Linked DNA regions of Homo sapiens: regions 2 and 3 are each linked to region 1. The links are chromatin contacts, found by Hi-C or POLR2A ChIA-PET in ENCODE. All regions are on one chromosome and are shown on one strand. The core of a region is the stretch at or near the end of the contact, and the rest is flanking DNA. Distances in the headings are between cores, read along the strand shown. Region 1 holds the start of PRPF3 (pre-mRNA processing factor 3). Region 2 holds the start of OTUD7B (OTU deubiquitinase 7B). Region 3 holds the start of BOLA1 (bolA family member 1).

What was found. A loop is a pair of places that touch in the nucleus more often than their neighbours do. ChIA-PET counts read pairs that join two places held with the same protein, here RNA polymerase II (POLR2A). Pooled maps may share reads with other maps.
Region 2: a loop to region 1 is called in a pooled map, with 10 times the contacts of the local background. The contact joins the promoter of OTUD7B here to the promoter of PRPF3 in region 1. A Hi-C loop is called at or near these places in 1 of 37 single-sample maps with no recorded cell type and 8 of 50 pooled maps. POLR2A ChIA-PET finds 5 or more read pairs at or near these places in 1 of 52 experiments (activated CD4-positive, alpha-beta T cell).
Region 3: a pooled map shows a loop between it and region 1 (11-fold over the local background). The contact joins the promoter of BOLA1 here to the promoter of PRPF3 in region 1. A Hi-C loop is called at or near these places in 6 of 50 pooled maps. POLR2A ChIA-PET finds 5 or more read pairs at or near these places in 2 of 52 experiments (Caco-2 and OCI-LY7).

The regions. Positions count from the first base shown.
Region 1 is chr1:150,319,162-150,323,873 of GRCh38, forward strand. It overlaps PRPF3 (pre-mRNA processing factor 3), which reads left to right and starts at 2,372. Exons shown (of 16, transcript NM_004698.4): 1 at 2,372-2,431. RefSeq lists enhancers at 1,486-2,051, 2,181-2,230, 2,421-2,470.
Region 2 is chr1:150,007,955-150,012,499 of GRCh38, forward strand. It overlaps OTUD7B (OTU deubiquitinase 7B), which reads right to left and starts at 2,772. Exons shown (of 12, transcript NM_020205.4): 1 at 2,494-2,772. It overlaps LOC124904413 (a long non-coding RNA gene), which reads left to right and starts at 4,509. Exons shown (of 3, transcript XR_007066598.1): 1 at 4,509-4,545. RefSeq lists enhancers at 1,517-2,399, 1,764-1,813 and silencers at 2,334-2,623, 2,884-2,933.
Region 3 is chr1:149,897,413-149,901,942 of GRCh38, forward strand. BOLA1 (bolA family member 1) reads left to right here and starts at 2,156. Exons shown (of 2, transcript NM_016074.5): 1 at 2,156-2,260; 2 at 2,598-3,383. The coding sequence starts at 2,648. The coding sequence ends at 3,061. LOC124904412 (a long non-coding RNA gene) reads right to left here and starts at 2,136. Exons shown (of 2, transcript XR_007066597.1): 1 at 2,066-2,136. RefSeq lists an enhancer at 2,190-2,249.

The DNA.
Region 1 (4,712 bases), core at 1,122-3,621:
GTAGCTGGGACTACAGGCGCGTGCCACCACGCCCAGCTGATTTTTGTATTTTTAGTAGAGACGGGGTTTCACCATGTTGGCTAGCATGGTCTCGATCTCTTGGCCTCGTGATCTGCCCACCTCGGCCTCCCAAAGTGCTGGGATTACAGGCGTAAGCCACCGCGCCCGACCCTCTATTCTCTTTTGTTGGTTTACCTGCCTGTTCTTACGCCAGTACCACACTGTGTCTTACACATTACATTTAATCCTCACGATACCTTTTTGAAGTAGAGATTCTTATTCTATAATTGAGGAAACAATCTCAGAAAAAATTACCTGAAGGAAACACAGCTAGTAACCGGAAAGCTACAGTTTAAATGTATCCAATTCTAAAAATTGGAAATAAAATCAGTTTTGTTTTGTCGAGATGGAGTCTCCCTCTGTCGCCCAGGCTGCAGTGCAGTGGCGCGATCTTGGCTCACTGCAACCTCCACCTCCCGGGTTCAAGCAATTCTCCTGCCTCGGCCTCCTGAGTAGCTGGGATTACAGGTGCCCACCACCACACCCAGCTAATTTTTGCATTTTTTTTAGTAGGGATGGGGTTTCACCATGTCGGCAGACTGGTCTCAAACTCCTGACCTCAAGTGATCCACCCGCCTCGACCTCCCAAAGTGTTGGGATTACAGGCGTAAGCCACCACACCTGGCCTAAAACCAGTTTCTAGAAACACATTTCTCCATAGGGAATTGAACGCAGACTGTTAGAAGCACCAAAACAAAATAAATTTACAACAACCCTGCAATGTTGAAACTCATTAACCCATTCAACAGACTTTTTGAGTGAATATTTTGTGAGACATTGGTGTTAGAAGCTGTAGGTGGGGAAACTGATTTGTGAATAAGTTGAGCAGTAGGTTCAAACTCCCCCAACTTGTTCCTTCAGAGCCAGGCTTTATCCTGTTATGTCGTGCTGCCCCATCAGGGAAGGTGGGGCTTGGTATGTACATTGTTATCTTTAGATACAAAAATCTCCTACTATCTGGGGAATGTGAATAACCTCCCTGAAGAACAACTGCATCTTCTAGTCAGCCTACCACCAAGAAGACATTTTGGAACTTTAGTTTGGATAGTTTATAATATAAAAATAATGGAATTTTTTCCATTTCTCATATAAGAAATTGTGTCATAATACTGGACAATCTTTTTCCAAACTATCTTTGTCCACACACATGTTGTTATGAATCATCGATTTAAAGAGTCAGTAGGGGCCGGGCGCGGTGGTTCAACCCTGTAATCCCAGCACTTTGGGAGGCCGAGGTGGGCGGATCACGCGGTCAAGAGATGGAGACCATCCTGGCCAACATGGTGAAACCCCGTCTCTACTAAAAATACAAAAGTTAGCTGGACGTGGTGGTCGCGCGCCTGTAGTCCCATCTACTCGGGAGGCGGAAGTTTCAGTGAGCCGAATGCACTCCAGCCTGACGACAGAGCGAGACTCCGTCTCAAAAAATAAAAAATAAAAATAAAAAATAAAGGGTCAGTAGGTTAGAGCCTCATTTTGGAGAGAAGTTAATATATAGACCTATTGATAGAATGGAGAAAACAATACTGGTAGGTCTCACTTGTCATTTATTGAGCCCAAAGTGCTGGGATTACAGGCGTGAGCCACGGCGCCCGGCCTGACACCACTGTTAAATTAGGGAGAAAGGGTTTACTTTCTACCAGAAAGGCTGTGTTTGAACACAAACGCAGAAGCCTCGCTCTTCATTCTAGCCTAAGTTTACTTTTGCGCACTTATTCTCCATATGAGGAAAACAGCAAGTAGCCCAATTTCCGCTTCAGGAAGTTAAAGACATTAACTTGGCAGAAATCGGCCGGGCGCGGTGGCTCACGCCTGTAATCCCAGCACTTTGGAAGGCTGAGGCGGGCGGATCACGAGGCCAGGAGATCGAGACCATCCTGGCTAACACGGTGAAACCCCGGCTCTACTAAAAATACAAAAAATCAGCCGGGCGTGGTGGCGGGCGCCTGTAGTCCCAGCTACTCGGGAGGCTGAGGCAGGAGAATGGCGTGAACCCGGGAGGCGGAGCTCGCAGTGAGCCGAGATCGCGTCACTGCACTCCAACCTGGGCGACAGAGCGAGACTCCGTCTCAAAAAAAAAGCTAAAAAAAAAACCTTGGCAGAAATCTAGCTAATAGGTTTAGCCTGGGAAATAGAAAGCAAGGAAATTGCTCAGGGAAACTTTTCGGTTCTGCGACGCATGCGTTCAGCCTCCAAGAAAGTGGCAAATACGGCTGCGCGAATTGGCGGCCCGGCCCTCCTTGGTCACGTGTTGGGAGACAGCGGCGTGGCGGCGGCGGTGGCGGTAGCGACGGCACGCCGTAGGGCGGTCAGAAGGTTTCCGGTTCCGGTGTAACGTTCGGGCTCCGTCTCAGGGGCTGAAGTTTGTGAGGTGAGTAGTGGCCCCGGGCCCACAGAGGGTAATTCCAGTCCGCGCCACTGTGGCCGGGGACTCAGTCCAAGGGGAGGACCGAAGCGGGAGGGTTCAGCGGGAAGGAGTGTGAAAGGAGTACCTGGTTTGGTGGGAGAAGAGGTTGGAATGAGATTGTTGAGAGGAAAAGGGCGGGGGCGGGAAGGAGACCGGGTTGGGAGACCAGCTCTGGGGTGAGGAGTTTAGGTAGAACAAGGTAGAGTAAGAGACTGGTTGGAGTGACGGAGAGAGTAAAAATGAAGATTAGCGGGGGAGTGGGGGGCTGCAGAGGGAAACTCAGGTTGTAGCAAACAAGAGCACGGAGTAAGGAATTCCTTCTGAAGACTGGATTTGGATTCTGCTGCCTGCTCATTGAGAGGAGAGATCATTGTACCTCGCTTTCCTTCCGCACCCCCACTACCCCCGCACCTCGCAGTTATTGTTGAGCATTTGATTAGTGACAAGGCTAATTACCGTTTGAAACTTTTTTATCCATTGGCTGTTTAGTTTGCACGTCATCTTATGGAGGTAACAGTGGCACCTCATTTATTGCTTTGGGCTTTCAAATTGCTTATACTTTCTAGCCTATCATTCAATTCTAGTGGAATATAAGACCCGTTAAGGTGAGGACTCTTGTTAGTTTTGCTCACTGTTTTATGTATCCACCGCACCTAGTACATTGCTTGACACTTAGTAGTTACTCAATAAATATTTATTGAATGAATTAGGATGTAAATATGGCAGTACTCATTTTGTAAGATGGTAAACTGTGGCTCCAAAGAATTACTTAACTTGCCCAAGGGCTTGTAAATGGTGGGGCTCAGTGTCCCAACTGTTTCTGTGTGAACTCTTGTTTTCACTTTCTATGGCATCTGGATATGCCGCTTTTGTGCAATACATGTGTAATATGTAGAAATTGGTACGCTGTATGTCTACTCATTGTGGGGTAATAGAACCACCATAGAATTACTCACGTAACTTGTCACTGAGGCAGAAAATCTTTCAGTCTTAGTTTCATCACTTCAATCTACTAGCTTCCTTTGGATATACCAAAAGTGAGTCTATTTGGCATCAAGTCTTATAGACTCTAGTATAGAGGCTAAACTTACCAAGAATGTAGAAGTTAATCAGACTGGATTTTTTGGAGAAAAGATGTCTTAAAACATCTTGAAAGATGATTCCCAGATCTTTGATAAGTGGCACTGCTGGGAATAGCTGAGCTTGGAAATTGAGGTCAGTCAATTTATTGACTCCCATTTAGACACCTTTTTTTTTTTTCCCCGGGACGGAGTCTTGCTCTGTCGCCCAGGCTGGAGTGCAGTGGTGCGATCTCGGCTCACTGCAACCTCCGCCTTCCATGTTCAAGGGATTCTCCTGTCTCAGCCTCCAGAGTAGCTGGGATTACAGGTGCAGGTCACCACGCCCAGCTAATATTTGTATTTTTAATAGGGATGCGGTTTCACCATGTTGGCCAGGCTGGTCTCGAACTCCTGACGTCAGATAATCCACCCGCCTTGGCCTCCCAAAGTGTTGGGATTACAGGCGTGAGCCACCGCACCTGGCTTTTTTTTTTTTTTTTTTTTTTTTGGAGACACAGTTTCACTCTGTCGCTCAGGCTGGAGTGCACATGATTTTGGCTCACCGCAACCTCCGCCTCCTGGGTTCAAGTGATTTTCCTGCCTCTGCCTCATAAGTAGCTGGGATTACAGGTGCCCACCACCTCACCTGGCTAATTTTTGTATTTTTAGTAGAGACAGGTGCAGTGGGTCACGCCTGTAATCCCAGAACTTTCGGAGGTCAAGGTGGGCAGATCACTTGAGGTAAGGCATTACCTGGCCGATATGGTGAAACCGTGTCTTTATTAAAACTACGAAATTGGCCAGGCGTGGTGGTGCATGCCTGTAGTCCCAGCTACTTGGGAGGCTGAGGCAGGAGAATCAAGTGAACCCAGGAGATGGAGGTTGCAGTGAACCAAGATTACGCCACTGCACTCCAGCCTGGGCGACGGAGTGAGACTCTGTCTCAAAATAAAAATGAGGGTATTCTTTTCTGAGCTGAAGGATCATCAAGTCAGCTGATGGAGACCCTGTAGATTGAACATGATAATTACCTGTATGCAGAATTCCCACTGGGATGAATATGACCACAGAGAAATGTGACAGAACATTCTTTTTTTTTTTTTTTGAGACGGAGTCTTACTCTGTTGCCCAGGCTGGAGTGCAGTGGCGCGATCTTGGCTCACTGCAACCTCTGCTGCCTGGGT
Region 2 (4,545 bases), core at 1,522-4,021, 310 kb before region 1:
ATACACACATACACCCACACTATAATGGCCAGTGTCTTTTAGCATGCTTAAGATACTCAGGAGCTCCAAAACTTTGACAAGTGGCACTTAGTGCCCTCATAACAATCAGAATACTTATTTTGGTTACATACATTGAATCTCAAAATTGCAAATAAAGCCTCCTGAGAACTAGGAATAGTGGTGGACTACCAGGCAGCTCTCCACTCATTCCTAGGCTTCTTCAACCCCTTTGATCCCCATGCCCTGGAATAAAGTATGCAGTTCAACTTAGGGAGTTGCTAGATGCAGATATAAATAGAATTTACCCAGATATCATCACTAATATTGGCACCAATCAACTCACACAGATCAAAACAATTATTGATCATCAACAGATTCTGGGAAAGGTGTATGTGGTTTTTAAAAATTAGATTTTCGTCTCCAAATTAAGTCGTTTTTTAAATAGGGGTCTCAAAAGAAAGATTAAACAAATAAAGCTTTGGGAAATTTTCCAAGTTGTTGGCAACATAAGGCCACTAAAGGCCACCTAATGATTAGCATTCATTACCAGTCACCGGGCCTTATACAAGTCAGTAGATAGCCAGCTCTTGCTTTGGCAAAGTTTTACATTTTTTTCCGAGGGAGTCTTCAGTATTAAAAGCAAGGAATAAGTCAAATAAGGCAATGACAATAAAAAATTAGTTTGGCACTATCTTCCTTCCATCTTTCCTTCTATCTTGAAAGTGTAATGTCCAAAGCAGATATCTGTTCAATTCTAAATTATTCATGTTAACGGATAATTATTGGCAGAAAGGTGGTGATAATCAAAAATGAGGGTAAAATCGAAAAAATCTATTTTGGTTTTGGAATATATGTTTTCAGCATATTTACCTTCTTAATTATTCCTAGTATGAGCTAATATTTGCATTGATTTGCAATCTCTAAGTACATAGTAACTGGCCACTTTGTCAGGGAGGTGCTCTGAGGCAAGCTGGGTCAATAGTGGAAATTAGAACGGTCGGGGGTATTCAGCCTGCAGAGGAGCAACATCAAGTTCATTTATTTTACAGTTTTGTTCAGCCTTCAAAATATCAATAGACTAGCACAGCAGGTTGGTTACTGAACGTTAAAAGAACTACTTGAAAAACAATGAAGACAAAGCGTATAATTAATTCTTCATTGTTTGCGCATAATGTATTTGTAAGTTATACACAGCAAATATTTAACTACCTCTGATTCTCCCTAGCCACCCAGCTTCCGTCCCTGAAGTCTTCTCCCCATCAGGAATGCAATCTCATTTAGTAGGAAGAAAATTTTCTACATGTTTTCAGAAGTTACATAGCATAGAAACTTTTTTAAATATTTAGGGGTTAGCAACTCTTTGGAGCCAGTCTTACCGCCACCTCTTTCTCTACTCTGTCCTTTTCCACCTTTGAAATAGATTCTGAAAGACAAAGGGATCCAGCCTCCTCAAAAATCTCCTAAATATACAGTACTAGAGGCCAAAGACTGAAAAATTAGCAGCATGTGAATTTCTAAGCAAAGCGTTACGTAGTACGTATAAAAAGATAAGGAAAATAAAAGTCAACGTCCTGCTAATTCTAGGCTTTGCATTCGTGAAAAGCTGCCTGAAAAGTTTGTGGGGAACTTCTTCCATAAAATTCCACCAGTCAGTTTCTAATTTCAAATTTTTACATCTTTATTGTGCCCAGAGAAGCCACCTAGGTTAGACAAGAAAGACTACCACGAGCGGGGAGAAAGAGACTCTGAGCGCTGGTCCTTGTGAGCCGACAAGCTAAAAATACGCCGGCCCAGTAAACAAATCCCATTCCATCCCGACCGGAGCCACACCGTTAACCTAGTAATTATGAGAAGAGTGAGATCACGCAGCCCCCGGCTTACTCATCATCAGCTTCTAAAGTTTCCATCGGCTCATGGCAACTTTTCTTTTTTCTAAAGTTCTTAAGACTGCCCTAGAATCCGTCAACCTCCGTCTCTCTCCCTCTCTCACACACACACACAAACACACACACACACCTTTTTCTCGCCTTTCCTCCATTACTGTATGCACCTTAGTTTGGCTATCAATAGGAAGAATAAGCTTATTTGCTTTTCATTTTAGTATTATATTGAGATTTTAAATGAACTTTATCCTACTGTGGGGATAATACACTGCATCTTAATCACCTTAAAACTCCACCATCCCTCCCGAAAGTCTAGCTGACAAGGGGGGACCGTCCAAACTGGCCAGCACAGCTCAGGAAGGGAGGCCGGGAGCTGGAGAGCGCGGGGTAGGAACGCAGGACGCAGGTGAAAGGGAGGAGGAAAGATCGGGACGAAGCAAGGAGCAGTCAGGGCGAGAAAGGAGTGCCGAGGGGAGATGGCTTCGGGTGAAACAGATTCAGAAAGGAGAAAGGGGACAGTGGCGATCTGAGGAGCAGAGTTTGCGAGTCTGAGAAGCCGGGAGGGGCGGGAGCAGACGGGGGACGGTGTCAGGACGGGGGGCTCCGTTACCCTCGCGGGCTCCCGGGGCAAGGCCCTAGGCCGGGGCGGAGCGCGGGGCCCGGCCGCCTCTCTTCATTCCTCGGCAGTGACCCCGGGGTCCGGCCGGCCCCTCCCCCGACGGCGATGGAGGTGGAGGCGGTGGTGGAGACTGCGACCGCAGCTGTTGCTCCGCACGGGATCTGGAGCTGGAGCCAGAAAGGACTGATCGGGACTGGCCTCCCCCAGTGGCTTTTTGCCCACTCCGCACCCGGTCGCCACTCCGGCTCCGGCGGCTGGTTCAGGATCGGTGGCTTTCTGCTGTCCGGCCGGAAACAGGCGCCAGTTTCCGGCCGGAGCGGGTTGGTGGTGACACCCAGGCCGCCCCCGGGCCTCCTCCCGCTCCGCCCCGTCGCAGCCCCGCCTTTAGCGCCGCTCCCCAGGCTGCGGCCAGTTTGGCGCTTGCCCCGCGCGTGACCCCGTGTTTTCCCGACCCGAGTCCCTAAAGCTCCTGGTCTGGAGCATTCTTGAACAGGAGTTGGAGGAGTACAGGGTGGACTCTTAGGACTCTGGGGTAGAATCAGTTGGCTACAGCCGTTGGGAAGGAGCTGAAAGGGGTGGAGTAGTTGTAGAAAGGTGAGAGAGATGAAAATACTTCAGAATGAAAAGACTGACATTCTAGTAACTCTACACAATCATTCTGGAGTGACCGGAGGAAGATTAGCTTCTTCCACACCAGTCTCCACCCAATTATATATTTCTCTTGTTCCTTCACTCTTGAAGTGAACATATCCTTCTCTGTAAACACTTAATATTTATTTACTTGCATAACAGTGATACCCTGTTGATACATCTGCTTTAGACTGCTAACAGTAAAAAAAACTTACATAGTGCGTTTGTTATGTCTTCTAGTGCGTTTGTTATGTCTTTTAAAACATTATGGCATAATTCAAATATGTATTGTATCCCTGTGATGTGTATCACTGCTCTCAGTGATACAGGGGGATACAAAAATTAACAAGACATAATCCCAGACATCAAAGGTTTTACAATTTAGTAAAATACATAAAACTATATTATATGTAGCAGAACTTGTATGTGTCCTACCTGAGTGACAATGAGCTATGGCTATGAGAACATAATAAGCCATCCTTGTCACATAGTAGACCTTCCATATTTGTTGAATGAATGAATAAGTATTAGGCCTGTGTGGACTGTTTCAAGAAAGAAAGGCCATTTAGTAAATACCTCTTTATGACAAACACAAAACGATGCCAACCCCGGCTATACTCTAACAAAAGACATTTGAAATTTTAATTCAGATTCCTAACATTATAGCACCTGGTCTGCATATTCAAAATAATGTATTGCCTAATTGTGCCCATTATGCCTATGTAAAAACAAATACTCTAGTCAACTTTTCTTTCCCCTCACTTCTTCCTCAGTTTCTAAAGGGGAGGCGTGGGGCATAGGCATTTTAGAATTGTCTAGCTCAGAATAGGAAACTGACACCTGAAACAGGGAAACTTCCTAGACAGCTATATCTCTTAGGGATACACCTGGGTTTACAATCGAAAATTTAGGGCTGGGCCCAAGGCTGTCCACACATGCTAAGGCCAAACAAGTCAGAGTGCCTTGCATGGGGGCATATCCAAGACATACAATAGAGGTTGACAAGTAAAGTCATTTGGCGTGGGCTTCAAGCGTATAAGGGACCACAAATTTTAGCTACCGTTTAGTGGTAAATTTAAGGAGGAGAGCAGGATGAGATTTGGTCACCTAAATTGACTCTAACTGAACTCTAACTGAACTGAACTGGAAGGGTACGGGGGTGGACGCTTGGGACTCTGGGGTAGAATCAGTTGGCTACAGCCGTTGGAAAGGAGCTGAAAAGGGTGTCGTTCTAGAAAGGTGAGAGGGATGAAAATACTTTAGAATGAAAAGACTGAAATTCTAGTAACTCTACACAAACATTCTGGAATGATTGTGACAACAATCACTGACCACACCTACCCTTTGCTAGTTAAATCTGAGATGGGAGCACAGATCTGTAGAAGAGGAGCCTCAAAATCTGAAAGTTGCCTT
Region 3 (4,530 bases), core at 906-3,405, 420 kb before region 1:
GTTGCTGTGAGCCAAGATCGCACCATTGCACTCCAGCCTAGGCAACAAGAGCGAAACTCCATCTCAAAAAAAAAAAAAAGAATTTTGTGGCTGGGTGCAGTGGCTCACGCCTGTAATCCCATCACTTTGGGAGGCTGAGGCAGGCAGATCACTTGAGGTCAGGAGTTCCAGAGCAGGAGGATCACTTGAGGTCAGGAGTTCCAGACCAGCCTGGCCAACATGGTGAAACCCCATCTCTACTAGAAATGCAAAAAAATTTAGCCAGGTATGGTGGCACCAGCCTGTAGTCCCAGCTACTCAGGAGGCTGAGGCAGGAGAATCACTTGAACCCAGAAGGTGGAGGTTGCAGTGGGCCAAGATGGCGCCACTGCACTCCAGTCTGGGCAACAGAGTGAGACTCTGTTTAAAAAAAAAAAAAAAAAGAATTTTGGGCCAGGCGCAGTGGCTCACGCCTGTAATCCCTGTAATCCTGGGTGGCCGAGGAGGGTGGATCACCTGAGGTTGGGAGTTCCAGACCAGCCTGATCAACATGGAGAAACCCCGTCTCTACTAAAAATACAAAATTAGCCGGGCATGTTGGCACATGCCTGTAATCCCAGCTAATCAGGAGGCTGAGGCAGGAGACTTGCTTGAACCCAGGAGGCAGAGGTTGCAGTGAGCCAAGATCACGCCATTGCACTCCAGCCTGGGCAAGAAGAGCAAAACTCCATCTCAAAAAAAAATAAATAAATAAGATTTCTGCACCTAACTCAAGTGATTCAGCAGAAATAATTATTATTATTTCATTATTATTATACACACATACATTAAAAGAGATACAAAGCCAAGTCTGGCAAAATCTTATCAGTGAACCTAGGTGAAGAGTGGATAAATGGGTTGCTCATTGTATTAATCTTGCAAATTTTCTGGAAGTTTTAATTTTTTTTAAAGGCTAGGGAAAACAGTGTATGTCATAGTTTAAATTTCTTGAGTGTGATAAGGTTATTGTGGTTATGTATGAGAATATCTTTGTTCTTAGGAGATACATATTGGAGTAGTTAGGGGTGAAATGTCATGCTATCTGCAACTTACTTTCAAATGGTTCATCCAAAAAAGCATATAAATATATTTTAAAGTATATGTAAAGTACTTAAATATATGAGTATATATGTACAAGTATAAAATAAATATAAATGCAAAAAATGGTGGGTCAAGTGAAAGGTAGAGGGTGTTGCTTTGAACTATTCAACTTTTCTGTGGCTTTGACATTTTTCAAAATGAGAAGTTGGGGAAAAACATTTAGAAATATGTAAATATATTAAGGATACAAAATAAAATTTAAATAATTTTACAAGTTAAGAATCATCCTGGAAAAATTACATCCTGTTACATCCCTGCTTAAAACCTCAGTAGCTTCCCACTACTTCTAGGATAAAGACAAAATTGCCTAACAAGGGCTACAAGGCCTGGGGTGGTCTGGCCCGTTCCTCTCCTCCTGGTACCCTACTCATCACCATCAGCTGCCCCCTAGGCTCCAACCACACATAACCACACCCTAACTACACCAGAAGGAAAGACTCCCTCAAAATTCTCTCTCCTCCTGTCCTTTACACATGCAGCTACCAAAGCCAAAACCTCACTATGAGGGACTGAGAAATGGATTCTCATGTTGTTTCTGCTGAACTGTTTCCCTAAATCTCGGAAATATTCTCTGCCCGCCTCCCATTCCACCTCTCCAACCCCGGCCAAGTCTGGGTAACTTGCCTCCTTAGCATCCTGTGTTTATCTCATCGTAGCACCTAGTACCCAGTATTGCAATTGTCCGCTCACTTGTTAGTCTTCAGTGCTCTGTTGTCTCCTTGAAAACAGGGCCTGACTTGACTCCCCAGTCCCCAGCACTAGTCTGGGGCACAGTAATTATGTATTCAATCAGACTTCCATTTTCTTGCATATAAAATAAAGGAGTTGGGCTGGATGATCTACAAGATCTATTGGCAGTAAAATAGATCTAATAATCCCAATCCCAACTGCGCGTGAATTCCCTTTTTCTTTGCATTGCTGGGTTCAGACTTTCTGACCACCTTACCAGTGGGGAGAATCCGAGACTACAGTTCCCATGAGCCCTCAGGGCACCACGTGGTGCCTGCCCGTGCTACCAACGCGCAGCGAGGACTCCATTTCCCAGCGTGCCTCAGGAAGGGCGCCAGGACTGCATTTTGCTCCGGAGCGTCCAGAGTCCTGGCCCTGAGCGGGAATCGCAGTGGCCGAGGCTGAGCGGCAGGTAGAAGGGGCGTCTCCGGGGCTTCACAGGGAACACAGGGGCTTCGGCCCAACCACAAGTACGCAGTTGCACATGCCCTACTTTTGCCCATTCTTTGCAAATCCCCTAAGGAACGAACGCGCCTCGCGTGCGGGCCTTTCTAATCTTCGCTTGTCCCTTCACTTCCACAGCTGGAGGTCGAATTCACCACGTCACGTAGAGAAAAGGGGCGGTGTCTCGGGTCTCCCCGTGTGGCATCAAGGCGGGCTCCCTATAGGAGCTGGTGTGGACGTCCGGGCGTGGGGTTAGGGCGGATGCGGGGATCGCGGGGCGGGTGTTGACATTGTGCTCTCACCAGGCGGATCGCCCCGACCCTCACTCCTGGCGTCTGAGTCTCTGGCGTAGCCCATGCTGAGTGGGCGGCTGGTCCTGGGTCTGGTCTCCATGGCTGGCCGCGTTTGTTTGTGCCAGGGCAGCGCGGGATCCGGGGCCATCGGTCCGGTGGAGGCCGCCATTCGCACGAAGTTGGAGGAGGCCCTGAGCCCCGAGGTGCTAGAGCTTCGCAACGAGAGCGGTGGCCACGCGGTCCCGCCTGGCAGTGAGACTCACTTCCGCGTGGCTGTGGTGAGCTCTCGTTTCGAGGGACTGAGCCCCCTACAACGACACCGGCTGGTCCACGCAGCGCTGGCCGAGGAGCTGGGAGGTCCGGTCCATGCGCTGGCCATCCAGGCACGGACCCCCGCCCAGTGGAGAGAGAACTCTCAGCTGGACACTAGCCCCCCATGCCTGGGTGGGAACAAGAAAACTCTAGGAACCCCCTGAACCCCAAGAGAGGGAGGACCAGGATCCGAATGGGCTGGGTGAGCACGAATTACCGAGGCCTTCCCTTTGATACAGTCCAGGATTTGTAAGGGATGAAGACCCCTGGGCCCCATTCTGTTGGGGTCCATACATACTCTCCGAAGATAGCAACTTGCTTCAGGTCAAAGTGAACCCGAGAAAAGAGAAGAATCACTCACTACTGCTCTTGCCCTGGACTATTCAGGAAGGGCAGCCCGGATGTTCCATGTTAAATCGTGACAGAATTGCACCAGACCTGATGAGTTGGAAACAATCCTATACATTAAAAGAAATTACACTATGAGGCTGTGTTCTTAATGGACTGCTGAATCAGTGCCACAGGTGTTCTTGGGAGAAGAAAGATACTTGTAGACTAGTCGGGAAGGGCTTTATGAGGGAAGTGATCTAGTTGGATCTTTAAAGGAAAGCACAAAATTAACCAGAAAGGAGAGGATAGGTGCTGCAGGCAGGGAGAAGAACCTGAGCAAAGACATAGACGCTGGACTGAGAAGTGAGTTAATGGACAAGACAGGGGATATAGGCAGGGACACATTTGAATTTCATCTTGAGGGGGGGAATGTTTGGCTTTTTTACAGCCTGTTCATTTCCAAAAAGTAGTATTTGTATTTGTTTAAAAGAAAAATGTTTTTAAAAACCACTAAAGCAGTGAAAAGAGGATAAGAACTAAGAAAATGATTACAGATGATGAAGAAACCTTTATATAGCCTTTTTTTTCTTTTCTTTTCTTTTCTTTTTTTTTTTTGAGATGGAGTTTCGCTCTTGTTGCCCAGGCTGCAGTGCAATGGCACGATCTCGGCTCACTGCCATCTCCGCCTCCTGGGTTCAAGCGATTCTTCTGCCTCAGCCTCCCCAGTAGCTGGGATTACAGGCATGCACCACCACACCCAGCTATTTTTTTGTATTTTTAGTAGAGATGGGGTTTCACCATGTTGACCAGGATGGTCTCAAACTCCTGACCTCAGGTGATCCTCCTGCCTCAGCCTCCCAAAATGCTGGGATTACAGGCGTGAGCCACTACCCGTAGCGTTTTTGTTTTTGTTTTTGTTTTTGAGATGGAGTCTCACTTTGTTGCCCAAGCTGGAGTGCAGTGTCGCGATCTCAGCTCACTGCAGCCTCCCTCCGCCTCCCAGGTTCAAGCAATTCTCCTGCCTCAGCCTCCCAAGTAGCTGGGACTAGAGGCTTGTGCCACCACACCCAGCTAATTTTTTGTATTTTATAGAGACAGGGTTTCACCATGTTGCCCAGGCTGGTCTTAGACTCCTGAGCTCAGGCACTCCGCCCACCTCAGCCTCCCAAGGTGCTAGGATTATAGGCGTAAGCCACCATGCCCCGCAATGTAGCCCTTTTTGAGCATTACAGATATTGTCATATTTCTGAGGGGAGCTCGAGTAATGTCTATAGAAGCAACTTTCCAATAATCTCAATGTGGA